Regions from separate parts of the Homo sapiens genome. Here regions 2 and 3 are each linked to region 1. The links are chromatin contacts, found by Hi-C or POLR2A ChIA-PET in ENCODE. All regions are on one chromosome and are shown on one strand. Each heading gives the region's core, a stretch centred on a gene start or an enhancer-like site at or near the end of the contact. The rest is flanking DNA. Distances are from core to core; before and after follow the strand shown. Region 1 holds the start of KIR3DL3 (killer cell immunoglobulin like receptor, three Ig domains and long cytoplasmic tail 3). Region 2 holds the start of KIR2DS4 (killer cell immunoglobulin like receptor, two Ig domains and short cytoplasmic tail 4 (gene/pseudogene)). Region 3 holds the start of KIR2DL4 (killer cell immunoglobulin like receptor, two Ig domains and long cytoplasmic tail 4).

Region 1 (4,009 bases), core at 836-3,335:
CTGGAACCTCAAAACACATTAAATTAAAGGCATAATTCAAAACATAATCAATCACATCCAAATTGCAGCTAGAGATAGCAACATTCACCTCACTTCCAGAACAAGTACACAGAAAATTATTAAGCATATGAAAGACTTGAAAAACATTTGTGTAGGCGGCGGGTGCATAAGGTTGGGTGTTGATATGAAACATTTAATAATTTCAATAATCCTAGCACTTTGGGAGGCCAAAATGGGAGGATCACTTGAGGCCAGGAGTTTGAGACCAGCCTGGGCACCATAGTGAGACCCCGTCTCTATTTTTTTTAAATAAAGAAAAACATTTGAATGATTTTTTTCTTAACTGACATTTAGAAAACATCCACCTCAAATCTTCCTAATCCACAAACTTGTCTAGCACCCCTGGAACATTCACCAAAATAAATTTTTAAATGCTGAATCATAGGTAATATGATAGATGAAACAGTTGAATTAAATTATAAATGTACAACAAGGAAATGCTGGGGAAATTATCAAATATTTTAAAATTAATAAACACACATAGCAATAAACAATGAGTGGAAGAAAAACATTTCAAAGAAAGGTGGAAAATATTTTGTATCAATTAAAAATGAAAACACATCTCGGCAAATGACTGGGGATACAGATAGAACAGTGTTAAAGGAAAATAAGCCTCAAATGTCTGTGTTAGAAAAGAAGGAAGAGCTGAGTAAATAGGTAACTTTCGCTTGCAGAAATACTACACATCAGCAAATTAATTCCAAAGTAACGTCGAGGAAAAACATAAAATGGCAAGCAAATATATACGTGCATATGTACGTATATTCATAAATGACAAACAGGACAGAAAAATCAGTGACATCAATTTTGTTCCTTAGAAGAAACAGGAAAATTGACCCCAAAAAACTTTCCAGGCCACATTTGGTCATGATGGAAATATTTTGGCACTTCCTGGTTAAGCTCAACACCAACTTGCACCCAAAACCAATAATTTCATTCCTAGGTAAATATGTCTAATTAATTCAGCATATGTATGCAAGGGATCACACAGAAACACGATTATCAAGGCCCGAGTTATAAAAGAGAAAATCCGGAAACAACACAAATGTCCATGATAAAAAGAGTGGATAATTACATGTTGATAAAGTTATGTATGGACTATTAAACTGCAATCCAAAAGAATAAAATAGAACTATAAAATTCAATATGTATATGGTGTCATAGAAACACAAATGTGAGAAAAAGAAAGAAAAATACAAAATTTATATTTTTTAAAATTTGAAACAACTATATATGTGAGTGCTTAGGGTGTGTGTGTGTGTGTGTGTGTATAACCATATGTATATAAACGCACACATACGCACACATATAGAATGTCCCGGCCAGGCATGGTGGCTCACACCTGTAATCTCAGCACTTTGGGAGGCTGAAGTAGACAGATCACTTGAGGTTAGGAGTTCAAGACCAGCCTGGCCAACATGGAGAAACCTCCTCTCTACTAAAAGTACAAAAATTAGGTGGGCGTGATGGTGGGTGCCTGTAAATCCAGCTACTTAGGAGGCTGAGGCACGAGAATTGCGTGAACCTGGGAGGTGGAGGCTGCAATGAGCCGAGGTCTCACCACTGCATTCCAAACTGGGTGACGAAGTGAGATTGCGTCTCAAAAAAAAAAAAAGTTCTAAAAGTTGTGACTTGGGTGTGGCAGATTGTGACATACTGCCAGCTGCTAGAAATGCTGGGGCAGGAGGATTGCTTGAACTCTGAAGTCAAAGAACAGCCTGGGGAAAATAGCACATGAAGAAGAGTTTGAATCTCAGATAAAAACAACAAAAATACATCAAAAGTCTTTAATGTAAGCCAAGCATTCAGTCATCTCCTGTATGAGAGATTGGATCTGAGACGTGTTTTGAGTTGGTTATAGTGAAGGATGCAAGGTGTCAATTCTAGTTGGAACAATTTCCAGGAAGCCATGTTCCGCTCTTGACCAAACAGCCACTGGGCCTCATGCAAGGTAGAAATAGCCTGCATACGTCATCCTCCCATGATGTGGTCAGCATGTAAACTGCATGAGCCCCTCACAACATCCTGTGTGCTGCTGAACTGAGCTGGGGCGCAGCCGCCTGTCTGCACCGGCAGCACCATGTCGCTCATGGTCGTCAGCATGGCGTGTGTTGGTGAGTCCTGGAAGGGAATCGAGGGAGGGAGCGCTGGGGTGGAGATCTGGGCCTGGAGTGGAGATCTGGGCCTGGAGTGGAGATATGGGCCTGGAGTGGAGATATAGGCCTGGAGTGGAGATATGGGCCTGGGGTGGAGATATGGGCCTGGAGTGGAGATATGGGCCTGGAACTGTAGATATGGGCCTGAAGTAGAGATATGGGCCTGGAGTAGAGATATGGGCCTGGAACTGTAGATATGGGCCTGGAGTGGAGATATTGGCTTGGAGTGCAGATATGGACCTGGAATTGAGATACGGGCCTGGAGGTGGAGATATGGGCCTAGAGTGGAGATATGGGCCTGGAGGTGGAGATATGGGCCTGGAACTGTAGATATGGGCCTGGAGTAGAGATACGGGCCTGGAGTGGAGATGTTGGCTTGGAGTGCAGATATGGGCCTGGAATGGAGACACGGGCCTGGAGGTGGAGATACAGGCCTGGAGGTGGAGATATGGGCCTGGAGTGTAGATATGGGCCTGGAGTAGAGATATAGGACGGAGGTGGAGATATAGGCCTGGAGTGGAGATATGGGCCTGGAGTAGAGATATAGGACGGAGGTGGAGATATAGGCCTGGAGTGGAGATATGGGCCTAGAGGTGGAGATATGGGCCTGGAGTGGAGATATGGGCCTGGAGGTGATGTACAGATGGATCATCCATCATGATCTTTCTTTCCAGGGTTCTTCTTGCTGGAGGGGCCCTGGCCACATGTGGGTGAGTCCTTCCCCCAAACCTTAGGTTGTCATCTCCCCACATAAGATGATGCTCCTGAAACGGGAGGCAGGCGACACAGGGGGTTGACTGATGGGCTGACCATGGGAAGCCATGTGGGAATCTCTCATGAACTAGGAAAAGGAAGCCAGGGGAAGCTTCGCCACAGTTCTGTCCTAGCCCTCCCCGGCCTTTCTTTCCCTTGGCTGAGTCTGTGGGGACCCAGGGGGAGACTGAAGTGCTCAAAGGAGTGGTGTGCAGGGAGGAAGTGGTGTCACCGGCAGAGGAAGGGAGAGAAGCAGTGCAAGGAACAACAGGCCTCTGAGGACAAGAGCATAACTCACACCCTCCAGCGTTTCCATGACGGTAGGGGCTGCAATGTGGCTGCTGTCATTCTACCTAAGAGGTGGGGGAACCACAGTCATGACCCTGACATTCCAGATCTTCTAATAGGGGCTCAGTTGTTTATTATGGTTCATGCATTAGCTGATCATGCCCTCCATCCTGTGTCTACCTTGTGTTCTTTTATGTAAGTAATTTTGCAGTGTTAAAATCTAGTAAGAGTCGCTTCTTCAGCACCTGCTCAAAGTTCTCAGCTGACACTTGCTGTAGGGAGACGCCATGTCTATGCGGGATGGGTCCTTCCTGTAGCCCTGGGCACCCAGGTGTGGTAGGAGCCTTAGAAACGTGGAAATGGGAGAATCTTCTGAGCACAGGGAGGGAGGGGCGGCTCCACATCCTCCTCTCTAAGGTGGTGCCTCCTTCTCCCCCAGGTGGTCAGGACAAGCCCTTCCTCTCTGCCTGGCCCGGCACTGTGGTGTCTGAAGGACAACATGTGACTCTTCAGTGTCGCTCTCGTCTTGGGTTTAATGAATTCAGTCTGTCCAAAGAAGACGGGATGCCTGTCCCTGAGCTCTACAACAGAATATTCCGGAACAGCTTTCTCATGGGCCCTGTGACCCCAGCACATGCAGGGACCTACAGATGTTGCAGTTCACACCCACACTCCCCCACTGGGTGGTCGGCACCCAGCAACCCTGTGGTGATCATGGTCACAGGTCAGAGGCTTTCTGTCTGGGCTTCTCA
Region 2 (4,009 bases), core at 411-2,910, 110 kb after region 1:
CATTTGTAGAGTCATAAGCCTTGCTAGTCTCATCTCCACGGGGACACATATCAACACATCATATTTCATACTATAAATATACAGTCGCTCCTCCATATCTGTGGGGTTTACAGGTGTTTATTGAACCAAGTGTAAATCAAAAATATTCAGAGAAAATGTCCACAAAGTTTCAAAATGCAAAACTATGTTGAATGGACACAAATGAGGCAGTGTGTAGGCTGTATCAGGAATTATAAGTAATCAAGAGATGATTTCATGTATACAGGAGGATGTGCATGGGTTATATCCAAATGCTGTGTCATTTTATGTAAGAGGCTTGAGCATCTGCAGATTTTGGTACCTGAGTGGAGATCCTGAAACCAATCACCCACGAATAGTAAAGGATGACCGTATATGACTTTTATTTCTCAATTTTAAATATAAATCATAAAAAATGTACAATAACTAGATAAAAAGTAAGAAGTGTTTTTATAGTGTGAGAATAAGTTTAGATTTATTTTTTCCTACGTGTAACCCTTTGGTTTAATATTATTTATTAAGAAGACATTCTATGCCACCTTAAACCACACGGCAGCCTTTGTCAACTCTAAAGGGACTGTGTGTACACGGATGTATTTTAGACACTGTTTCTGCTAAGGGGCTCTCTGTGTCCACACTCTTGAGGATGCTGCACTTCATGTAGCCTTATAAAACCCTTTAAATTTAGTAGCCAGAGCCCTCTAATTTGTTATTATAGGCTACTTGCTATTTTTTTTTCTTGAGGCGGAGTCTTGCTCTGTCGCCCAGGCGGGACTGTAGTGGAGCAATCTCAGCTCACTGCAACTTCCGCCTCCCAGGTTCAGGCGATTCTCGTGCCTCAGTCTCTTGAGTAGCTGGCGTTTCAGGTGCCTGCCACCAGGCATGGCTAATTTTTGAATTTTTAGCAGAGACGCGGTTTCACTGTGTTGGCCAGGCTGCTCTCAATCTCCTCATCTCAGTTGATCCGCCCACCTCGGCTTCCCGACCTGCTGGGGGAAACTTGATTTTCTATAGCATTATGTTACTGGATATTTCTGTAAAATTTAAAATGAGGGAGGCAGAGAGACAGAGAGAGAGCAAACTCCAGAGTTGGGACTCTGGAATCTTGAGTCATGAGACAAATTATAGATAAAACTACAAAAATCCAGAATTTACATGTGTGGTTTTTGCTGATAAAGTACAATTCTAAGATTGTAAATAATTGCATAATCCTTCCCTGGGAATTTAAATCATTTGAACTGGTTCTGCTGTAATACTAGAAATACAAGCATGAACAATTCTAATGGTTTATTAGTCACAATGACTCTGAAAACACTAATAATACCTATTAGATATTTTGCATATTACACAGGAAGAAGAGTTCGAATCTCAGATAAAAACAATAAAAATTCATGAAAAGTCTTTCATGTTAGCACAGATTTTAGGCATCTCATGTTTGGGAGGTTGGATCTAAGACATGTTTTGAGTTGGTCATAGTGAAGGACGCGAGGTGTCAATTCTAGTGAGAGCAATTTCCAGGAAGCCATGTTCTGCTCTTGAGCGAGCACCCACTGGGCCTCATGCAAGGTAGAAAAAGCCTGCGTACGTCACCCTCCCATGATGTGGTCAACATGTAAACTGCATGGGCAGGGCGCCAAATAACATCCTGTGCGCTGCTGAGCTGAGCTGGGGCGCGGCCGCCTGTCTGCACCGGCAGCACCATGTCGCTCATGGTCATCATCATGGCGTGTGTTGGTGAGTCCTGGAAGGGAATAGAGGGAGGGAGCGTGGGGATGGAGATCTGGGCCCAGAGGTGGAGATATGGGCCTGGAGGTGGAGTTATGGGCCTGGAGTGGAGATCTGGGCCTAGAGATGGAGTGATGAGCCTAGAAGTGGAGATCTGCGCCTGGAGTGGAGATCTGGGCCTGGAGTGAAGATCTGGGCCTGGAGTGGAGATATGGGCCTGGAGTGGGGATAGGAACCTGGAGTGGAGAGAGGAACCTGGAGGAGAGATAGGAACCTGGAGGGGAGGTAGGAGCCTAGGGTGGAGATATGGGACTGGAGTGGAGATATGGGACTGGAGTGGAGATATGGGCCTGGAGTGGAGTTATGGGCCTGGAGTGAAGTTATGGGCCTGGAGGTGGAGATACGGGCCTGGAGTGGAGATATGAGCCTGGAGTGGAGATATGGTCCTGGAGTGGAGATATGGGCCTGGAGTGGAGATATGGGTCTGCAGTGGAGTTATGGGCCTGGAGTGAAGTTATGGGCCTGGAGGTGGAGATATGGGCCTGGAGTGGAGATATGGGACTAGAGTGGAGATAGGGGCCTGGAGGTGGAGATCTGGGCCTGGAGTGGAGATCTGGGCCTGGAGTGGAGATCTGGGCCTGGAGTGGAGATATGGGCCTGGAGTGGAGATATGGGTCTGCAGTGGAGATATGGGCCTGGAGGTGGAGATATGGGCCTGGAGTGGAGTTATGGGCCTGGAGTGAAGTTATGGGCCTGGAGGTGGAGATATGGGCCTGGAGTGGAGATATGGGACTAGAGTGGAGATAGGGGCCTGGAGGTGGAGATCTGGGCCTGGAGTGGAGATATGGCCCTGGAGTGGAGATATGGGCCTGGAGTGGAGATATGAGCCTGGAGTGGAGATATGGCCCTGGAGTGGAGATATGGGCCTGGAGGTGGAGATATGGGCCTGGAGTGGAGTTATGGGCCTGGAGTGAAGTTATGGGCCTGGAGGTGGAGATATGGGCCTGGAGTGGAGATATGGGACTAGAGTGGAGATACGGGCCTGGAGGTGGAGATCTGGGCCTGGAGTGGAGATATGGCCCTGGAGTGGAGATATGGGCCTGGAGTGGAGATATGAGCCTGGAGTGGAGATATGGCCCTGGAGTGGAGATATGGGCCTGGAGTGGAGATATGAGCCTGGAGTGGAGATATGGCCCTGGAGTGGAGATATGGGCCTGGAGTGGAGATATGGGCCTGGAGTGGACATATGGGTCTGGAGTGGAGATACGGGCCTGGAGGTGGAGATATGGGCCTGGAGTGGAGATATGGGCCTGGAGGTGGTGATATGGGCCTGGAGTGTAGACATGGGCCGAGTGGAGATATGGGTCTGGAGTGGAGATATGGGCCTGGAGTGGAGATATGGGACTGGAGTGGAGATATAGGCATGGGGTGGAGACATGGGCCGGGAGTGGAGATATGGGACTGGAGTGGAGATACGGGCGTGGGGTGGAGATATGTGCCTGGAGGTGGAGATATGGGCGTGGGTTGGAGATATGGGCCTGGAGTGGAGATATGGGCGTGGGGTGGAGATATGGATCTGGAGTGGAGACATGGGCATGGGGTGGAGATATGGGCCTGGTGTGTAGATATGGGCCTGGAGTGGAGATATGGCCCTGGAGTGGAGATATGGGCCTGGAGTGGAGATCTGGGCCTACGGTGGAGATATGGGCCTAGGATGGGGATATGGGCCTGGAATGGAGATATGGGCCTGGGTGTGGAGATATGGGACTGGAGTGGAGATATGGGCCTGATGTGGAGATATGGGCTTGGAGTGGAGATATGATCCTGGAGTGTAGTTATGGGCCTGGAGGTGGAGATCTGGGCCTGGGGTGGAGATATGGGCCTGGAGTGGAGATATGGGACTGGAGAGGAGATATGGGACTGGAGTGGAGATATGGGCCTGGAGTGGAGATATGGGCCTGGATTGGAGATATGGGCCGAGGGTGGAGATCTGAGCCTGGATTGGAGATGTGGGCCCGGATTGGCTATATGGGTCTAGGGTGGAAATATCGGCCTGGAGTGGAGATATGGGCCTGGAGTGGAGATATGGGCTTGGGGTGGGGATATGGGCCTGGAGGCTGGGTCTCTGCACAGCCGAGAGCACTGTTCTTGGGTGCAGGTAGGCTCTGATGGTGAGTTTCCCTTCGGCCCAGGAAGGGGCTGGCTATCAAGACTCACAGCCCAGTGGGGGCAGCAAGGAAGGCCTTGTTTGCCTGCAAATGGATCT
Region 3 (4,009 bases), core at 486-2,985, 79 kb after region 1:
ACTACAGTTGCGTACCACCCCGTCCGGCTATATTTGTGTTTCTAGTAGAGACAGGGTTTCGCCATGTTGGCCAGGCTGGTCTCGAACTCCAGACCTCAGGTGATCCACCCGCTTCGCCCTCCCAAAGTGCTAGATTTCAGGCTGAGACACCACACCCAGCCTGTACATTGACTTTCTGCCCTTAAACTGTGCTGAAGTTTGTTTCTCAGATGTAGGAGCCTTTGGGCAGAGACTATGGGGTTTCTAGGTATAGAAATTATCTCATCTTCAAACAGAGGTAATTTGACTACCTCTCTCTGCTACTCTCTTCTTACTTGGATGCCTTATAATTCTTTCTCTTTCCTGATGGCTCTGTCTAGGACTTCAAGTACTATGTTGAATAGGATGGTGAGAGTGGGCATTCTTGTCTTGTTTCACTTATGAAGGGAACTTCTTCCAGCTTTTACTCATTCAGTATGATGTTGGTTGTGGGTTTGTCACAGGCGGCTCTTATTATATTGAGTTATGTTTCTTCAATGCTTAGCTTGTTGAGGGCTTTTAACATGAAGAAATGCTTAGTAAAAAGTATGTTCTACATGTGTGTTGAGAAGATCATGTGGTTTTTGTTTTTAGTTTTGTTTAGGTGATGAATCACATGTATTGATTGTGTATGTTCAACCAACCTTGCACCCTAAGAATAAAGTTGACTTGATCATGGTGGATTCACTTTTTGATATGCTGCGGGATTCAGTTCTTAGTATTTTTTGTGGATTTTTGCCTCTATGTTCATCAGGAATATTGGCATGTAGTTTTCTTTTGTTTAATGTTCTTTTCTGTCTTTAGTATCAGGGTGATGCCAGCCTTATAGAATGAGTAAAGGCCACCCTGGGCAAACAGTGAGACCCATCCCTTTTTAAAAATTATGAGTTTTACAAATTTAAAATGCATAGTGAAAAAGTTCTTACAAACTCCAGAAAGATAGGTGTAAATAAGAGACATTTGTAAGAATGACAGCACATTAAATGTGTAGATTTCAACCTTCAGTTATTGCAATATTCCAGTATCAAGTTGGAGGATGTTATCAGTCTGATATTTTTTCCTCAAATGAGAGAGAGAAAGAAAGACACACAAACAACACAGGGAGAAAAAAAGCACACGTTACAGAGAGACAAAAAGGGAGACAGGGAACTGTGAATTTGGACTCTTGTGTCATAAGACAAATTCTAGATAACACGACCAGACCTTCAATTGACATATTGTGTTTTTGCTAATAAGGTGGAATTCTATGATGCGAAATAACTATATAGTCTTTTCTACTGGGATTTAAATCATTTTATCTGTTTCTGGCTTAACAGGAAAAATACAACCATGGAAAATTATGATGATTTATTTAATACGATTGCTCTATAGTGTTAATAAAACCTATTAGGTATTTTGCATATTACATATCAAGGAGAGTTTGAATCTCAGGTAGAAACAAAAAAAAATACATCAAATTTCCTCATGTGAGTGCAGAATTCAATCGTCCCGTGCAGGGGTAAGTGAGTCTGAGATGTGTTTTGAGCCTGGCCGTTGCGCATGATGTGAAGTGACAAGTCTAGTCTGCAGTTTTCAGAAACCCTCATTCCTCCCTTGACTGATTCACCACTTGAACCTCATATGACGTAGAAGAAGCCTACCTATGTCCCCTTCACATGTTGTGGTCAATGTGTCAACTGCACGATCCGGGCCCCTCACCACATCCTCTGCACCGGTCAGTCGAGCCGAGTCACTGCGTCCTGGCAGCAGAAGCTGCACCATGTCCATGTCACCCACGGTCATCATCCTGGCATGTCTTGGTGAGTCCTGGAAGGGAAGGAGCACCAGGGTTACACTATGGGCCTGCAGATTGGGTGTCTCCCCAGCAGAGAGCCATGTTCTGAAGCAAGTGAGTGGTGAGGATGAGTTAATTTTCAGTCCAGCGTGGCGCCCAGTGGCTCAGGAGGAAAGGGTAGGTTGCTGCCGAGATGAATAGTTCATCATGATCTTTCTTTGCAGGGTTCTTCTTGGACCAGAGTGTGTGGGCACACGTGGGTGAGTCCTTCCCCAAATGATGGGTTGCCATCTTCACCCCAATACAAGTGAATTTTCCAGAAATGGGAGGGAGGCAGCACAGAGGGTGGGCTGATGGGCTGACCATGGGAAGGCCTGGGGGGAGTCTCTCATGAACTAGTAAGAGGAGATCCTGGGAGTCTCTCATGAACTAGTAAGAGGAGATCCTGGGAGTCTCTCATGAACTAGTAAGAGGAGATCCTGGTATGCTCAGCCCTCTGTTTTGTCTTAGCCCTCCCCAGCCTTTCTTCCCCATGGCTGAGTTGAGCTCTGTGTGGCCCAGGCGGGATACTGAGGTGCTCAAAGCTGGGGTGTGTGGGGGGATGTGGTGTCACCGACAGAGGAGGGAAGGGTAGCAGTGTTAGGAACAGCAGGTCCTCTGAGGACAAGAGGGTAACTCACACCCTCCAGCGTTTCCATGACGGTAGGGGCTGCAGTGTGGCTGCTGTCATTCTGCCAGAAGAGGTGGGGGAACCACAGCCACGACCCTGCCATTCCAAATCCTCTGATGGAGCTCAGTTGTTTATTGTGGTTCAGGCATTAGCTAATATTCCATTCACAAAGGTCATACCCTCCACCCCATGTCTACTTTGTGTTCTTTGGTGTAACTAATCTTGCAGTATTAAAATCTAGTAAGAGTCCCTTACTCAGCACCTGCTCAGTTCTCAACTGACACTTTTGTTGTAGGGAGACGCCACGTCTATGCGGGATGGGTCCTTCCTGTAGCCCCAGGCACCCAGGTGTGGTAGGAGCCTTAGAAAGAAGAAATGGGGAGAATCTTCTGAGCACAGGGAGGGAGGGGCAGCTCAACATACTCCTCTCTGAGGCGGCATCTCCTTCTCCCCAAGGTGGTCAGGACAAGCCCTTCTGCTCTGCCTGGCCCAGCGCTGTGGTGCCTCAAGGAGGACACGTGACTCTTCGGTGTCACTATCGTCGTGGGTTTAACATCTTCACGCTGTACAAGAAAGATGGGGTCCCTGTCCCTGAGCTCTACAACAGAATATTCTGGAACAGTTTCCTCATTAGCCCTGTGACCCCAGCACACGCAGGGACCTACAGATGTCGAGGTTTTCACCCGCACTCCCCCACTGAGTGGTCGGCACCCAGCAACCCCCTGGTGATCATGGTCACAGGTCAGAGGGCTCCTGTCTGGGCTTCTCCTTGTCCCACCTCCTGAGTCCCAGAGCTTCTGGTGGGGGTGTCCACCAGAGTCCGATCATCCAGGCCCCAACTATATTTGGGGTAAAGGGGGATTGAATACAGGGGAATGGGTGCTGTGTTGGAAAGAATAACTGTCCCCATCGATGGCCACATTGTAATCCTTGGAGCCTGTGACTATGTTATAGGGCAGGGGACTGAAGGGGAAGATGGAGCTCAGGTTGTTGATGAGTTGACCTTGAGATGGGGAGATGGCCTGGACTCTCCCACTGGGCTCAGTGTAATCACAAGGGTCCATATGAGTGGAGAAGGAAGAGGAGAATGGGGATTAGAGCAGCATCGTGGGATACTCCACCAGCCACTGTGGGCTTTGAAGGTGGAGGAAGACCACGAGCCACGAAGGGGCTGGAGAAATCAATGGAACTGATTCTCCCGAGTCTCCAGAGGGAATGCAGCCCTGCAGATGCCTTGATTGTAGCCCAGGAAGAACAGGGTCTGATTTCTGTCTCCAGAAGTGGAAGGGGTCAGTGTGTTCTCTCCTGCCGCCATGTTTGTGATAATTTTCTCCAGCAACAACAGGAAACCAACACAGGAACCCAGGTGAAGGACAAGTTAAAAAACCAAACAAGAAGGTTGGCTACCCTGAGATCAGCAAGGGTGCACTGCTGATGCCACCACCAGGCTGGAACCACATAGGGAGGGATCGACAGGAAGAGTTGGGGGTGGAGGGTGAGAGAGAGAGAGAGAGCACTAGGCCATAGAGCAGGGCAGTGAGTTCTCA

The links. A loop is a pair of places that touch in the nucleus more often than their neighbours do. ChIA-PET counts read pairs that join two places held with the same protein, here RNA polymerase II (POLR2A). Pooled maps may share reads with other maps.
Region 2: a loop to region 1 is called in a pooled map, with 10 times the contacts of the local background. The contact joins the promoter of KIR2DS4 here to the promoter of KIR3DL3 in region 1. A Hi-C loop is called at or near these places in 27 of 168 maps with a recorded cell type or tissue (A673, B cell, CD14-positive monocyte and 18 more), 4 of 37 single-sample maps with no recorded cell type and 30 of 50 pooled maps. POLR2A ChIA-PET finds 5 or more read pairs at or near these places in 1 of 52 experiments (common myeloid progenitor, CD34-positive).
Region 3: a loop to region 1 is called in a pooled map, with 2.9 times the contacts of the local background. The contact joins the promoter of KIR2DL4 here to the promoter of KIR3DL3 in region 1. A Hi-C loop is called at or near these places in 1 of 37 single-sample maps with no recorded cell type and 2 of 50 pooled maps.

The regions. Positions count from the first base shown.
Region 1 is chr19:54,722,357-54,726,365 of GRCh38, forward strand. It overlaps KIR3DL3 (killer cell immunoglobulin like receptor, three Ig domains and long cytoplasmic tail 3), which reads left to right and starts at 2,086. Exons shown (of 8, transcript NM_153443.5): 1 at 2,086-2,174; 2 at 2,891-2,926; 3 at 3,697-3,981. The coding sequence starts at 2,141.
Region 2 is chr19:54,831,047-54,835,055 of GRCh38, forward strand. It overlaps KIR2DS4 (killer cell immunoglobulin like receptor, two Ig domains and short cytoplasmic tail 4 (gene/pseudogene)), which reads left to right and starts at 1,661. Exons shown (of 7, transcript NM_001281972.2): 1 at 1,661-1,752. The coding sequence starts at 1,719.
Region 3 is chr19:54,801,875-54,805,883 of GRCh38, forward strand. It overlaps KIR2DL4 (killer cell immunoglobulin like receptor, two Ig domains and long cytoplasmic tail 4), which reads left to right and starts at 1,736. Exons shown (of 7, transcript NM_001080770.2): 1 at 1,736-1,817; 2 at 2,017-2,052; 3 at 2,919-3,203. The coding sequence starts at 1,778.